Regions from separate parts of the Homo sapiens genome. Here region 2 is linked to region 1. Evidence: read pairs that join two places in POLR2A ChIA-PET (ENCODE). Cell type or tissue: IMR-90. All regions are shown on one strand. Each heading gives the region's core, and the rest is flanking DNA. Links, peaks and the distances in the headings are about the cores only. Region 1 has its middle 110 kb from the start of RIPOR2. Region 2 holds the start of ARMH2 (armadillo like helical domain containing 2).

The links. ChIA-PET counts read pairs that join two places held together with the same protein. Peaks named below come from ENCODE experiments on the same cell type or tissue, not always from the same donor. Only the 100,000 strongest peaks of a DNase experiment are listed, where the experiment ranks them.
Region 2: POLR2A ChIA-PET joins it to region 1 with 16 read pairs; 3 of 35 experiments call an interaction of 5 or more read pairs at or near these places.

Annotation. Positions count from the first base shown.
Region 1 is chr6:25,045,861-25,053,805 of GRCh38, forward strand. No RefSeq gene overlaps it. Among named protein-coding and RNA genes, the nearest start is that of RIPOR2, 110 kb to the left of the region's middle. In IMR-90, for the core only: a CTCF peak has its summit at 4,733; a DNase peak (open chromatin) is centred at 4,691; H3K27ac peaks cover 1,100 bases.
Region 2 is chr6:24,793,054-24,800,998 of GRCh38, forward strand. It overlaps ARMH2 (armadillo like helical domain containing 2), which reads right to left and starts at 5,864. Exons shown (of 2, transcript NM_001282492.2): 1 at 5,540-5,864; 2 at 4,282-4,784. The coding sequence starts at 5,804. The coding sequence ends at 4,357. It overlaps LOC124901280 (a long non-coding RNA gene), which reads right to left and starts at 2,783. Exons shown (of 3, transcript XR_007059510.1): 1 at 2,697-2,783; 2 at 193-333. In IMR-90, for the core only: no CTCF peak of the experiment used is centred there; no DNase peak of the experiment used is centred there.

The DNA of each region.
Region 1 (7,945 bases), core at 3,427-5,926:
AAATGTACTTCTAGACCTATGAAAAGACTCATACAACCACACAATAATAGTCGGGGACTTCAATAACACACTGACAGCATTAGATAGATCATTGAGGCAAAAAGCTAATAAAGAAATTCTGGATTTAAACTTGATACTTGAGCAATTGGCCCTAATAGACATCTACAGAATCCTCCACTGATCAATGACAGAATACACATTCTTCTCATCTGCACACAGAACATATTTCAAAATCGACCATATGCTTGGCCATAAAGCAAGTCTCAATAAATTTTTTAAAAATCAAAATTATACCATACTCTCAGATCACAGTGGAATAAAAATATAAATCAATACCAAAAAGATCTCTCAAAACCACATAATTACATGGAAATTATACAACTTGCTCCTGAATGACTTTTGGGCAAACAACAAAATCAAGGAAGAAATTAAAAAAAATTTGAAATAAAACAGATACAACATACCAAAATCTTTGGGGTGCAGCAAAAGCAATGTTAAGAGGAAAGCTTATAGCACTAGATGCCTAACTCAGAAAGTTAGAAAGATCTCAAATTAACAATCTAATATCACACCTAAAGGAACTAGAGAAACAAGTTCCAAACTAATTCCAAAGCTAGTAGAAGAAAAGGAAGAACTAAAATCAGACAAGAACTGAATGAAATTGAGACCCAAAAATCCATTCAAAGAATCAGTGAAAGCAAAAGTTGGATTTTTGAAAGGATAAACAAGATTGATAGACCACTAGCTAGACTGACAAAGAAAAAAAAGAGAGAAGATCCAAATAAGCACAATCAGAAACAACAAAGGTGACATTACAACTAATTCCACAGAAATACAAAAGATCCTCAGAAACTATTATGACTACATCTATGCACACAAACTAGAAAATCCAGAAGAAATGGAAAAATTCCTAGAGGCACACAATCTCTTAAGATTGAATCAGGAAGAAATTGAAACACTAAACAGACCAATATCAACTTCTGAAATTGAATCTGTATTAAAAAATACTATCAACCAAGAAAACTCCAGACTAGATGGATTCACAGCTGAATTCTACCAGAAGTACAAAGAAGATCTGGTACCTATTCTACTGAAACTATTCCAAAAAACTGGGGAGAAGGGACTCCTCCCTAGCTGTATTTGTCAGTTCTCATAATGCTAATAAAGACATACCCGAGACTGGGTAATGTGTAAAGAAAAAGAGATGTAACAGGCTCACAGTTCCACATGGCTAGGGATGCCTCACAATCACGGTGGAAAGCAAAGGAGAAGCAAAGGCACATTTTACATGATGGGAGGCAAGAGGGGTTGTGCAGGGGAACTCCCATTTATAAAACCATCAGATCTCATGAGACTTATTCACTACCATGAGAACAGTATGGGAGAAACTGTCCCCTGATTCAATTATCTCCACCTGGCTTCATCCTTGACAAATGAGGACACAGCCAAACCATATCACCAGCTCATTCTATGAAGTCAGCATCAACTTGGTACAAAAACCTGGCCAAGACACAATGAAGAAAGAACACTATTGGCCAATATCCTTAATGAACATAGATGCAAAAATCCTTAATAAAATACTAGCAAACTGCCTGGGCACAGCGGCTAATACCTATAATCCCAGAACTCTGGGAGGCCAAGGCAGGTGGATTGCATGAGCTCATGAGTTCAAGACTAGCCTGGGCAACATGGCGAAACCCCATCTCCACAAAAAAACACAAAAACAAAAATTAGCCAGGCATAGTGGCATATGCCTGTAGTCCCAGCTAGTCAGGAGGCTGAGGTGGGAGGATCACTTGAGCCCAGGAGCTCGAGGCTGTAGTGAGCCATGATTGCATTAGTACACTCCAGCCTGGGCAACAGAGTGAAACCCTGTCTTTAAAAAAAAAAAAAAAAAAAAAACACCTAGCAAACCAAATTCAACAGCACATCTGAAAGAGTTAATTCACCATGATCAAGCAGGCTTCATTCCTGGGATGCAAGGTCAACGTATGCAAATCTATATATAACACCACATAAACAGAATTAAAAACAAAAACCATTTGATCATCTCAATAGACATGGAAAAAGCTTTTGATAAAATACAACATCCCTTCATGATTTTAAAAAACCCTCACGAAACTAGGCACTGGAACATACCTTAGGAAAATACCTTAAAATAATAAGAGCCATCTATGGCAAACTCACAGACAACATCATACTGAACAGGCAAAACCTGGAATCATTCCCCTTGAGAACTAGAATAAGACAAGGATGCCCACTCTCATCACTCCTATTCAGCATAGTACTGGAAGGGCTAACCACAGCAATCAGGCAAGAGGAAAAAAAGGCAACTAAATAGGAAAAGAGGTCAAGCCATATCTCTTTGCTGGTGATGTGATTCTATAGTTAGAAAACCCTAAGGACTCTGCCAAAAGGCTATTAGAACAGATAAATCATTTTAGCAAGGTTTAAGGATACCAAATCAATATACAAAAATTGGTAGCATTTCTATACACCAATAACGTTCAAGCTGAGAGCCAAATCAAGAATGCAATCCCATTTACAATAGTTACACACACAAAAATAAAATGCCTAGGAATACATGTAACCAAGGAGGTGAAAGAGCTCTACAGGGAGAACTACAAAACACTGCCAAAAGGAATCACAGATGACACAAACAAATGGAAAACATTCCATGTCCATGGATTGGAAGAATCAGTATCATTAAAATGGCTATATTGCCCAAAGCAATCTGCAGATACAACACAATTCCTATCAAACTACTCACGTCATTTTTTACAGAATTGGAGAAAAACTATGCTAAAATTCATATGGAACCAAAAAAGAGCCTAGATAGCCAAAGCAATCCTAAGCAAGAAGAAAAAAGCCAGAGGCATCACATTATCTGACTTCAAACTATACTATAAGGCCGCAGTAAACAAAATAGCTTGGTACTGGTACAAAAACAGACACATAGACCAATGGAACAGAATAGAGAACCCAGAAATAAAGCTGCATAACTACAGCCATCTAATCTTCAACAAAGTCAACAATAATAAGCAATGGAGAAAATTCAATACATCGCATGGGGATAGCTGGCTAGCCGTATGCAGAATAATGAACTTGGACCCCTCCATTTCACCGTATACAAAAATTAAGATGGATTAAAGATTTAAATGAAAAACCTCAAACTATAAGAATCCTAGAAGAAAACCTAGGAAGCTCATTCTGGATATCGACTTTGGAAAAGAATTTATGACTAAGTCCTCAAAAGCAAGCACAACAAAAAAAATGACAAGTGGGACCTAATTAAATTTAAGAGCTTCTGCACACACAGCAGAAGAACCTATCAACAGAGTAAACAGACAACCTACAAAATAGGAGAAAATATTTGCAACTATGTATCCAACAAAGGTCTAATATCCAGAATCTATAAGGAACTTAAACAATTGAACATGCAAATAATAATAATAACCCATTAAAAATTAACCCCTTTAAAATGGGCAAAAGACATGAACAGACACTTCTCGAAAGAAGGCATACAAGTGGCCAAAAAACATTAAAAAATGCTCCACATCATTAATTATTAGAGAAATGCAAATACAAGCCACAATGAGAAATCATCTCACACCAGTCAGCATGGCTCTTATTAAAAAGTCAAAAAACAACAGATGTTGGTGAGGCTGCAGAGAAAAGGGAACACTTATACACAGTTGGTGGAAATGTAAATTAGTTCAGCTACTGTAGAAAGCAGTTTGGAGATTTCTCAAAAACTTAACACAGAGCTGCCATTCCACCCGGCAATCCCATTACTCTGCATATGCTGAAAAGAAAACAACTTGTTCCACCCAAAAGACACATACACTCACATGTTCATCACAGCACTATTCACAATGGCAAAGATATATGGAGCCACCTAGATGCCTATCAATTGTGGATTGAATAAAGAAAATGTGGTACATATACACCACGAAATACTACATAGACATCAAAAAGTGAAATCATATCCTTTGCAGCAACATGGATGCCACTGGAGGCCATTATCCTAAGCAAATTAATGCAGGAACAGAAATCCAAAGACTGTGTGTTCTCACTTATAAGTGGGAGCTAAACAATGGGTACTTACAGACATAATGATGGGAACAATAGACACTGCGGACTACTAGAGCAGGGAGGGAGGGATGAGGGCAAGGTTTGAAAAACCAACCGTTGTTACTACACTCAGTACCTGGGTGGCAGGATCATCATACCCCAAACATCAGCATCACACAATATACCTAGGTAACAATCCTGCACACGTACCCCCTGAATCTAAAATAAAAGTTGGAAAAGAAAAGAAAACTATATTTGGGAGACCTAGAAATGGATATTGTTCTAACAGTCTCCTCTCTTCTTGGTTTTTACAATTGTTAATTGCAACACTTTTCTGTTCTATACGGCATTTAACATAAATCAAATCAGATAGCTGCCAAGGAGGCAAATTCGAGATGAGAGAAATCTTCCAGAAGCTGTCACGGTACTGTGACTATGTTCCCTCTATCACCTTCTTTTATTATATGGCGCTTGAAATTCTGTGCAAGCAATGAACTTGAATGTGGAGAATGTGATACAAAAAAATCAAGTGCTTTTTTTTTTTTTTTTTGCAATCAGCGTCAGACCTTCTTTCCTCCTCATTAAGCCACACATTTCCTAAAGCCTCTGCTGCATGAGTCACCAACGTTTCTGATGTACATAATTTACAATAGCAGATGAGAGAGAACAGCAGGCCAGAGGGGGCGGAAAGTACAGTTAGGTCTAAAATGAGAGGCAGTTGAAAAGTTTGCATTTTCTCTGCTCTTGTGAATTTAAATACAGATCTTGCCAGTTTCCTCATTATAATCATAGAAAGACTAGCGGGTGGGTGTATGGAACAAGAAGTGGAGGACTTGCCACCATCTTTTGTTGTTCTTTCCGGTCAGGTTGACAATGCTGAAGATCCATGGCTCCTACGTAGGGCTCCGTTTCCTGACTCTTCATGCTTTATATTTTCTTTTATCAGGTACACACTCATAAATGCCTGGAATAAATAGCCTTGCGGGGTGTTATTCTCCCAAGGAACAGTTTCATTTGTGTTAAGTGTACAATATCAATTTTTACTCTTTCTTGGGCTCGTGTTGCTATTAAATTTTCATAAATCGCAGAATTTCACGGTGGAAGCATGTACAGTCTGCAAGGAGCAATGTGTTTAAGAGAATATGGGGAAAAAGACATAATTATGTGATCCTTTCTTCATTTTTCCTTCAACTCATTTTTAATAAATGGAAGCTAGATGTTAGACTCAGGAGAAAAAGCATCAGCATGTCTGTTTCTACTTTAAAACCATCCTGGGGAGAAACAGACCTTCAGTTACTCAGTGGAGAATGGCAACTGCTGAGCCAAAGTACGTTGTGTGACTTTTATAGAAAGTCAACAAGGAAAACTTGGCATTATTTTAACATAAAAGCTTATCAAGCACCAGGAGGAAAACGATAGCACAGCACCTGATTTATTTCTCTTCTGTGGCAAATACATACAAAAAGAACATGAGGTCTCAGTTTGCTCTTTGGAAATTGAAATGGAAGTAGGGGTCAGGTTCTAGCTGTGGCTATCTGGTTGTCTACACACATTTATTGAGCACTTATGGAGAGATAGGCTGTGTGTTGCATGCTTTTAATAGACATGTGGTTTCACTTTATTTCCCCTACATTCTTATTCATGAGGAGTTATTAGCAATCCTATTTTACATATAAAAAAGTGAAGGTTAAACAATACTCTAAATAATAATCCAACACATAGAGTACTTCACATGTGTTAATTCATATGATTGTCATATAATAATCCCGTGACCATTTTGCAGATAGGGCAACTGAGGCACAGAGAAGTTTAGTAACTTGCCATGGTCACACGCCCAGCAAGTGGCTGAGATGAGATTTGAATTGAGGTAGTCTGGCTCTAGAGCCCAAATATTTAACCACAACCTATACTAACTCTTCAAATTAAGCAAATAAACATTGCAGTGTAACCATTCATTCATAACATTCTATTTTTAAAACATATACCATGTAACTTTGACAAAGGCAATTATTGAATAATAAAGAATTAGAAAATTGGACAACTATTAGAGAATTACCCTAGACAACCTCATATCCAAATGTCTCATTTTACAGAAAATGAAACTGACCCTCAGATTAGGAGACACCTCCAAGTTGGCACAGCAGGTTGGTAGATCAGGACCAAGTTGTACCACACCTTCTCCCCAAACCTCAATACAATGTGCTTTCCACTGCTGCTCCGATAAGATTTCAAGGCATTTTTAAGGCTTAGAACACTTTTGGGAGACAGTTTTTGTGGAATCAAGGCAGACAATTTTGGAGTATGAAAGAAAAAGCTATGAGGCTAGAAGAGAGGACAGTGTCTGCATCTTATCTGTTCTCTTCTAGTCAGACACAGCCCATTACTGCCCTCTCTCCTTCCTTCTCTTTCTCCCTCCCAAACTGGCTTCACCAGCATTTCCTGTCTTGATGACCTTCTACCCAGTTGCTCAAGACAGTGCCCTAGGTGCTACTCCTTGCTTCCTAGCCCTTATGTCCCACATTCAAACCAACAACTGACCCACCTGATTCTGCCTCCTACTTGTTGATGAAAAGAATCAAACTCTGTAAAATATTCGAAGATATGTGTTCTGAGCCAAATATGAATGATCATGTCCTATGACACAGCCCTCAGGAGATCCTGAGAACATGTGCCCCAGGTGGTCAAGGCACAGCTTGGTTTTATACATTTTAGGGAGACATGAGACATCAATCTAATACATTGAAGCTATACAATGGTTCAGTCCAGAAAGGCAGGACAACTCAAAGTTGGGGTGGAGCTTCCAGGTTACAGGTAGATTTAAAATTTTTGTGGTTGACAATTGAGTTTATCTAAAGACCTGGGATCAATAGAAAAGAAATGTCTGGGTTATGATGAAAAGTTGTGGAGACCATAATTTTATCATACAGATGAAGCCTCTGGGTAGCAGAGAATAGATTGTAAATGTTTCTTATCAGCTTTAAGGTCTGTGTTGATGTTAATGCTGGTCAGCTTTTCCTGAATTCCAAAAGGGAGGAGAGTTTAATGAGGCAGGTCTGACACCCCCTTCCCATCATGGCCTGAACTAGTTTTTCAGGTTAACTTTGGAATGCCCTTGGCTAAGAGGAGGGTTCTGTTCAGATGGTTAGGGGGCTTAGAATTTTATTTTTGATTTACAACACCCAGGAGTCTAGTTTGAGTGGCTCATCACCTAGGCATAAAAGAAAGTTCCTATGCATTGAGTTTAAGCTTCAGAAGATAGAAATCTAGACACTGCCTGGAGAAACAGATACAGAAATAACTATGATATTTCCCTGACCCCTTAATGGGCGGAAACTGGAGTGCAGGGGTGCTGGAACTAGCCAGCCACTTCAGCACCAGCAGGGGTGAATTCCACTCACTCATGGGATGGGGAGCACACAGGTGAGCAGGTGCAGGAGGTGGGGCAAGTGCTTTTAGGCACTAGCAGGAGCAAAACTCTGTGCAGGTCCCGAGGCAGCATCTGGCGCCTGCGACCTCTGAAGGCCCAGAAGGAGTGTTACAGTGCCCTTTTAGCTTTGCCATCTGCAGACAGCTTAAGTGTTAATAGCTCAGTGGAGCATCAGCACGATAGCCTTTTGCAACCACACTCATGGCACCCAAGTTCTTGTCCGGCATCCAGGAGGAACGAGGTTGCACAAACAAGTTGAAGATGGTAAATGCAGGGGACTTTATTGCCAATGAACGTGGCTCTCAGCAGGAAGGGGAGCCAAAGAGGGGATGGAGCAGGAAGGTAATCTTCCCCTGAAGTCTGGCTATCCCCAGTCAGACTCCTCTCTGAAGCTATGCCATCAAGCTGTCCCTCTGAAGTCAAGCTGCTTCTCTCCAACTTCCA
Region 2 (7,945 bases), core at 2,741-5,240, 250 kb before region 1:
TTCTTATATATAGAAAGAATACTTCTGGAAAGATACAGAAGAAGCTACTTCTTTTCTTTTTATCCTTACATGAATTGATACATTTTAATTGGTTGCATATATGCTTCTTTTCCATATCTAATGTTTTCTTCCTGGAGTAGGAATCTCCAATAGCTGCAACACTCCTGGTTTTAGTGGAGATGAGGGACTTACCTGATTAGTGACTTTGGGAAGAATAGCCCTCAGGTGCTTGCCTCAGCTCTTCCCTTCTTCTTCTGGGGAGTGAGGGCTTGCACAGAGCACTGATGTTCTCAGCTGCTTCTCTTGGTTCAGGGACAGGCTGAAGTCAAATTACTAATCAAGTGAAGAATAAAGACATCACTGGACATGCAAATGCTCAAAACATTTACCTCCCCTTCATTCTTTCTCTGGAAACTACTGAAAAATTTTGAAATTAAAATGTTGGAATGAACCAGGAAAAGGGAAGAGAGAGTATACAGGAAACAGAGGCTTCAAGATGAGAGGGGTAATGGGGGGTCCTGGATGTTGAAGGGAACCCCTAAAATACTGTATTTGTTAGCTAAGGGCAGGCCCAGATTGGAGCAAGAGGATGGTGGAGCCGGAGCTGACAGTTACTCAGTGCATGATTGTGTTGAGAGATGTTAGACATATAGAGGAAAGTGTGGGAATAAAGTAGTGATAGGTATTCAGAAAACTAAGTAAAAAAACAAACTCCAGCCGGGCGTGGTGGCTCACGCCTGTAATCCCAGCACTTTGGGAGGCGGAGGTAGGTGGATCACGAGGTCAGGAGTTTGAGATCAGCCTGGCCAATATGATGAAACCCCATCTCTATTAAAAATATGAAAAAATTAGCCAGGCGTGGTGGCACGTGCCTGTAGTCCCAGCAGCTTGGGAGGCTGAGATGGGAGAATCACTTGAACCTGGGAGGCGGAGGTTGCAGTGAGCCGAAATCGTGTCACTGCACTCCAGCCTGGGCGACAGAGCGAGACTCCCATCTCAAAAACAAAACAAAACAAAAACTACAGAGAAAACAGAGCTGTGGAAAGAAGGAAGTGTAATCATAATATCCTGTATGACTTAGCCTTGAAAAATATTGAATTAATCTTATTTGGTTTTAATGTATTTATTTATAACAGAGATGGGTCTTGCTATGTTACCCAGGGTAGTCTCAAACTCTTCGCCTCAAGCAGTCCTCCCACCTCAGCTTCCCAAAGTGCTGGGATTACAGGTGTGAGCCACTGTGCCCAGCTATCATATTTTTTAAATCAACAATTGTGACATAATTACATCGAGAGAGGAAGAGTAGGGCAGGTGAAGGTAGGCAAGATGAGTGTTAGAATGCCAAATTCCATCTGTCCTATTCAGAAGGAAGAACAAAAATCCCCAAAATTGAAAAAAAAAAGACAAGAATTAACAATGTATATAAATTATTTAGAAATATGAAGGTAAATAAATACCAGAAGAAACAACTGAAACAATTCAGATGATTCCCTCTGGGAGTGTAAATGGGGAAGGGACTCAGAGACTGCTGTTTCTCACTAGAGGCCTTACATTATTTGACTTTTTAAACTGTGTACGTGCATTACTTTGAAATAAAAACTTAATTTTAAAAGCATTAAAAGGCTGAATCTGGCGGCTGATGCCTGTAATCCCAAAACTTTGGGAGGCCAAGGCAGGAGGGAATGCTTCAGCCTGGGAGTTCGAGATCAGCCTGGGCAAAATAGCGAGACTCCATCTCTATTTTAAAAACGTGTGTGTAAACATATATGTGTATATATATATGAAAAAGAAATTAGCAAGGCATAGTGGCTTCCACCTGTAACTCTAGCTCCATGAGAGGCTGAGGCAGGAGGATTGCTTGAGCCCAGGAGTTCAAGGTTATGTATGATCTATGCCTCCAAATTTTCAGAAAGGCTAATTTGAGTAATAACAAAACTCTGGTCTCCCATTTAGCCAGCTCTACATGTATTAAACTCTTTTTCTATTGCAATTCCCCTGTCTTGATAATGTTCATAGCTCAGTGGTGTGAGCTATGATTGCACCACTGCACTCCAGCCCAGGTGAAAGAGTAAGAGGCTATCTCAAAAAAGAAAGAAAGAAAGAAAAAAGAAAAAAAGTAATTCCTGGCAGTAATTCAGTATCTAAATGGAACTTCCAGTTTCCAACCCTTAATGTATTCCTATCAACTAGATTCTAGTTGAGAAACTCTACATTCCATACTTCACAAAACCACAAAGTATGGAAATGTACAGTTGCTCAGCAGAACATAGCTTTTTCTGGTCTAAGATCTGAGAAAATTCCCCTCCAGATCCTTCTTAAGGAAACCCCATCTGATGATGTGATTAGCATCCTCCACAACATTCCTATCCCAAATACAAGTGAGGATCACGAATCTACACGACATTTTTTAAAATAGCCCCCTCTGTGCCTAACACTAAAGCACAGCTCAGTCAAAGCAAGTCTGTGAAAGATGAAAGTACATAATTCAATGTTATGGTTGCAACTGAAGCTAGAGGCAGGTGTAGTTAGAGAATCAGGTACATATCCCTTAGGCACTTTTCTGCCAATATTATTTTTTCGAATAAAACTTTTGATGAGGTTGGTTAACACACATAGAGTGCAGGTATTCTGTGGCAGATTATCTAGTAGACAAAACAGAGAGAATAACATCTTTTTATGAAAATCTAAGAGCCTACCTAACTTTAGGTGTCGGAACACACGCGCTCCATCTCCATCCAAACGTTTGTGCCAGTGGAGTTGCGGGCTGCTGCAGGTGGAGGTAGGCAAGAGGAGTGCTAATTCTAGTGCTAATTCCCAGTCAGCCCCATGTGCAACCAGATCATGCTCTGATAGCTGGAGAACCATCTCAAAAGCACCACCACCGGAGGTTCTGTACTGAAATAGGGCTGAAAGGATTCAGGTGGGTCAATAGTGCCTGCTGAAGGAGGCAGCCGTGGGTGGGGCTAGGATTTGGCCTTTCTGAGTGCCTTGGTTTAATATCATCTAGTAACTCCCAAAGTGCACCATTGCTCCTAACAGTTATATACATGATGCATCTTCTGATGAATTTCAGAATTTTATGAACTTAATTTTTATGAGGTCTTTTTTTTTCACTTTTAATAATTTTTTTTTTTTACTACACAGAAGCACAAGGTTAAAAAAAATTACCAGCATATTTTTTCCAATGGGAAATCAGTTGTAAAATACATATTTTTAATCAACTTCAAAAAAAGATATATTAGAAAATAAGAGTTTCATGATTTAATGGTAGACATTGGGGATAGACATTCTCTCTAGCCTTCGTATAATAGATGGCAAAAAATAATAATTCCAGTTCTGTAATTTTACAAGTATTCATGTAACTGCCCCATGAGTTCTTGCTCTTTGCCCAGACAGAGCAGATTTATCAAGACAGGGGAACTGCAATAGAGAAAGATTTTAAGACACATAGAGCTGGCTAAATGGGAGACCAGAGTTTTGTTATTACTCAAATCAGCCTCTCTGAAAATTTGGAGGCTAGGGTTTTTTAAGGATAGTTTCATGGGCAAGAGGCTAGGGAATGGGGAATGCTGATTGGTTCCATTGGGGATGAAATCATAGGGGGCTGGAACTTGTCCTCTTGTGCTGAGTCAGTTGCTGGTTGGTGACCATAAGATCAGAAGACCCAGCTTGGCAGTCTGGGTGGTGCCAGCTGATCCATCAGAATGCAGGATCTGAAAAATACCTCAAATACCAATCTTAGGTTTTTCAATACTAATCTGTAGGTGCAACCGGGGAGGTTGGAATCTTGTGGCCTCTGGCTGTATGACTCCTGAGCCATAATTTCCAGTCTGTGGCTAATGTGTTAGTTTTATAAAAGCAGTCTGGTCCCCAAGCAAGGAGGGAGTTTGTTTCAGGGAAGAGTCTAGGTAATCATCTTTGTTTCATAGTTAAACTATGAACTAAATTCTTCCCAAAGTTAGTTTGGCCTATGCCCAGGAATGAACAAGGGCAGCTTAGAGGTTAGAAGCAAGATGGCGTCAGTGAGGTCAGCTTTCTTTCGCTGTCAGATTTTTCTCACTGTCATCATTTTTGCAAAGGTGGTTTCATTCATATTCCGCATTGTATCTAACTGCGTGCTTTAACATCTTTATTTCCTAATGGGAAAGAATACACTCATGAGCAAGCTCAATGGGCTCTCTCTACGAGGTAATTTTAAACAGCATTTCTTTTCTGAAGTTTGATTATTGCAGTTAACTGTATGAAAATCTATACAGAACTCTTCAACTACAAAGGAAAACATCGATTTTTATTGTTTATTTCAGTTTTCCAGGGTAATACACAGAGAGCTGCAACATGTAACTGGATTTAGAGAAACTAATTCCTATGAAAACCAATTAGGAAATACAGCACCTCTGCAAAATTCTCTGTCCATCCAGACCAATTCTCAGCAGCCAACATTTGCAAATGATATTTTAGAGCACTGTGGTCTTTAAGCTCCTTGACGCAAGACAAGTTATTGCATGTCATGACAGAGAGAACGTAACAAGTCCAAAATTTAAGGAGGAGGTAGCTGTTTGTTTCACTTTTGATAGTAGACTCGAATCTGCCTTCAAAAAAACTAATGAGAATAGGAATAAATTGCAGACTTTTGGCTCTTTTCTGGCTGACAGGGTTTAAGTAACACCAACATGCCACACTCTGGAGCAGCAGGATCTTTATTTTTGGTGCCAACTCCTCATCTTGCAACAAGTGAGCCACTTCTTCCATGTACTCAGCTGCAAAGTTCCCAGCAGGTGGTCCTCCTGTAAAACAAGCATTTGCATTTCCAGAAGTATTTGGTGTATCTATTAGCTAGTAACACTTTGGAATGCTTATATGTTCATATTCTTGTTGCCCTGTAGAGGATACTTTGGATACTTTGAATTTTCCTGTCGTTTTCCCCCACCTCCCACGCTGCTGCCATGAAGACCAGAAAGTGTGTGTTGATAAGCAAGCAGTGATATGAAAAACCTGGGAAGGTCTCTGCTTGCTGGTCTCCTCCCTGGTTCCTTTAAGCAAGCACCCAGGAGTGAGTATTTCTTTCTTTCCTTTTTTTTTTGAGACGGAGTTTTGCTCTTTTTGCCCAGGCTGGAGTGCAATGGCACGATCTCAGCTCACTGCAACCTCTGCCTCCCGGGTTCAAGCGATTCTCCTACCTCAGCCTCTCGAGTAGCTGGTATTACAGGCATGCACCACCATGCCCAGCTAATTTTTTGTATTTTTAGTAGAGACGGGGTTTCACCATGTTGATCAGCTGGTCTTGAACTCCAGACCTCAGGTGATTCACCCACCTTGGCCTCACAAAGTGCTGGGATTACAGGCGTGAGCCACCGTGCCTGGCCAAGAGTGAGTATTTCAAGGTGAATAAAACCTGGTTGTGTTCGCTTAGCAAATATCCCTCATCCAATGAAATGTTATCAGAATTTTAAGATTACAGCTAAGAAAAATTACTAAACTACAGTGTTATAAAATGAGTGTCGTGAAACACTCATTTTAGCACAGCCATTTAGATCAGTACCTGTGAAGGCCAGCAGTCCAATTTTCTGGGCAGCTTGAGCTCTCTTCTCAATGGGTAGAGATTCATTCATCAACACTTGGCCAAGTACAACAATTTTTTCCTCATGAAAATAAGTCTCAGCTGAAGGGATTTTTTTTTCCTTCTTCTTAACAAAAAAGCCCTTAACAGTGACACGCCAGAATTTCTGGAGACGCCGACACAGCCCCGCAAAATACCCATACATCTTAACCCAAATTTGCGTACAAGAAAATCGGCTGTTAGCCATTGTGTAAAAAGGCCAGTGGTCCTTCAGGTACACCACTGGCAGTCACAGGAGTTCACAGTCAAGAACTCTGGAATGCATCACTTAGCAACACTGTGGAATGGAATATACAAACCAGGGGAAAGCAATATATGCCTAAATTCTTCAGCTTGTCATTGAAAGCCTTCTACTATTTGGACTAAACAATTTTACTTTCATTTCTCTGGTGTACAAAACCTCAACTTAAACTTGTTTCCCGTAATGCGCATGAATCTCACTACTGTCTTTGAACCTTTGCTCAGGCAGGGTATATTTGGAACTTGCCCGTTCTAGTCTGATTATTCCCACATGTACTTTGCTTCTTTCCATTGATCTTTCATAGTATTGTTACCTCTTTTGCTTGTTTGCTACCCAAAGAGAGTTCTCTACATCATAGATTTATCTTATTTTGCTGAGAAAATAGAAGCAATGAAAAGAGAACTTGCATAACTCTTACCAGTGCATCCACCCACCTATCTGCGTCTACGGTACCCATAGACTCTGTCTTTCCTCCTGTTACTGTGGATACCCTCTCTGTTTGTGCAGTAGATGTCAATCAGCTCCTCTCACCTCACTCAAGGATGTTGCTCTTCGGTTCTTCTCTTATCTTGGTAATTTTTCCATCTCAACTGGACCCTTTGCATTATCAACAAACACGCTGTGCTTTTTTTCTCATTAAAGAAAGAAAACTCTCTTGACTTCATATGCTTTCTTCCCACAGCGACTGCACATTCACTTCCCTGCTCTCCTTTACAGTACAGCTCTTTAAAGAGCTGCTATACTCACCATCTCCAGTCTTTCTCATTCTTTCTTGGATGAATTCCAAACAAGATTTCAACCCCATGACTCCACTGACATTGCCTGTCAGGGTCATTGAATTGTCAGTCTTTGACATTTGACACTCCTTTCTCTCTGAAACACTTTTCACCCAGCTTCTAAGATACCACACTCCTAATTTTTCTCCTCCTGGCCACTCATCATTTTCCTTTACTGGTTCCTCTTCTTATGACCTCTAAATATTGGAGGGCCCAAGGCTCATCAGTCTTTGTATGTGTTCTTCTTTTCTTTTCTTTTCTTTTTCTTTTTCTTTTTTTTTTTTTTTGAGTCATGGTCTGTCTGTGTCCCCCAGGCTGGAGTGCAGTGGCATGATCTTGGCCCACTGTAGCCTCGACCTCCTGGACTCAGGTGATCCCCCCACCTCAGCCTTCTGAGTATCTGGGACCACAGGTGCACACTACCATGCCCAGCTAAATTTTTTGTAGGGATGAGGTTTTGCCATGTTGCCCAGGCTGGTCTTGAACTCCTGGGCTCAAACAATCCACCAACCTAGGCTTCCTAAATGCTGGGATTACAGGCGTAAGCCACCATGCCCGGTCCTTTTTTCTTTATCTATACTTCCTAGATAAGATCAAGCAGTTTATGGCTTTAACTATTACCCATATGCTGAAGACTCCCAGTTATATATATTATATATTATATATATATTAATTATATGTATATATAATTTTTTTTGAGACATGTTCCCCTGTTGCCCAGGCTGGAGTGCAGTGGCCCAATCATAGCTCATTGCAGCCTTGATCTCCTGGGCTCAAGTGATCCTCCTGCCTCAACTTCCTGAGTAGCAGGGACTGTAGGCCACCACACCTAGCAAATTTTTAATTTTTTTTTTTTTAAGAAATGGGGGTCTCACTATGTTGTCCAGGCTGTTTTGAACTCCTAGCTTCAAGCAATCCTCCCACCTTTGCCTCCCAAAGTGCTGTGATTATAGGCATGAGCCACTACGCCTGCTCCAATTTTATATCTTTAACTGGATTTCTCACCTGAACTCCAGACTCGTATTCAGTCACAAGCTTGATATCCCCATTTGAATGTCCAAGACGCTTTTCAGTTTTAACATGTCCAAAACAGAGTTCCAGGTCTTCCTCCCTAGACTGGCTGCCTCTCAGTTTCTATATCTTGGAAGATGGTATTACATCCTTCTAGTTGTTCAGGTAAAAAATTCTAGATTCATCCTTGGCTTCTATCTATCTCACATCTCATTTTCAACTTATCAATGAATGTACTGGCTCTACTTTAAAACATATCCCAAATTTGAGACATTCTACAGAATATACCTACATATGCTC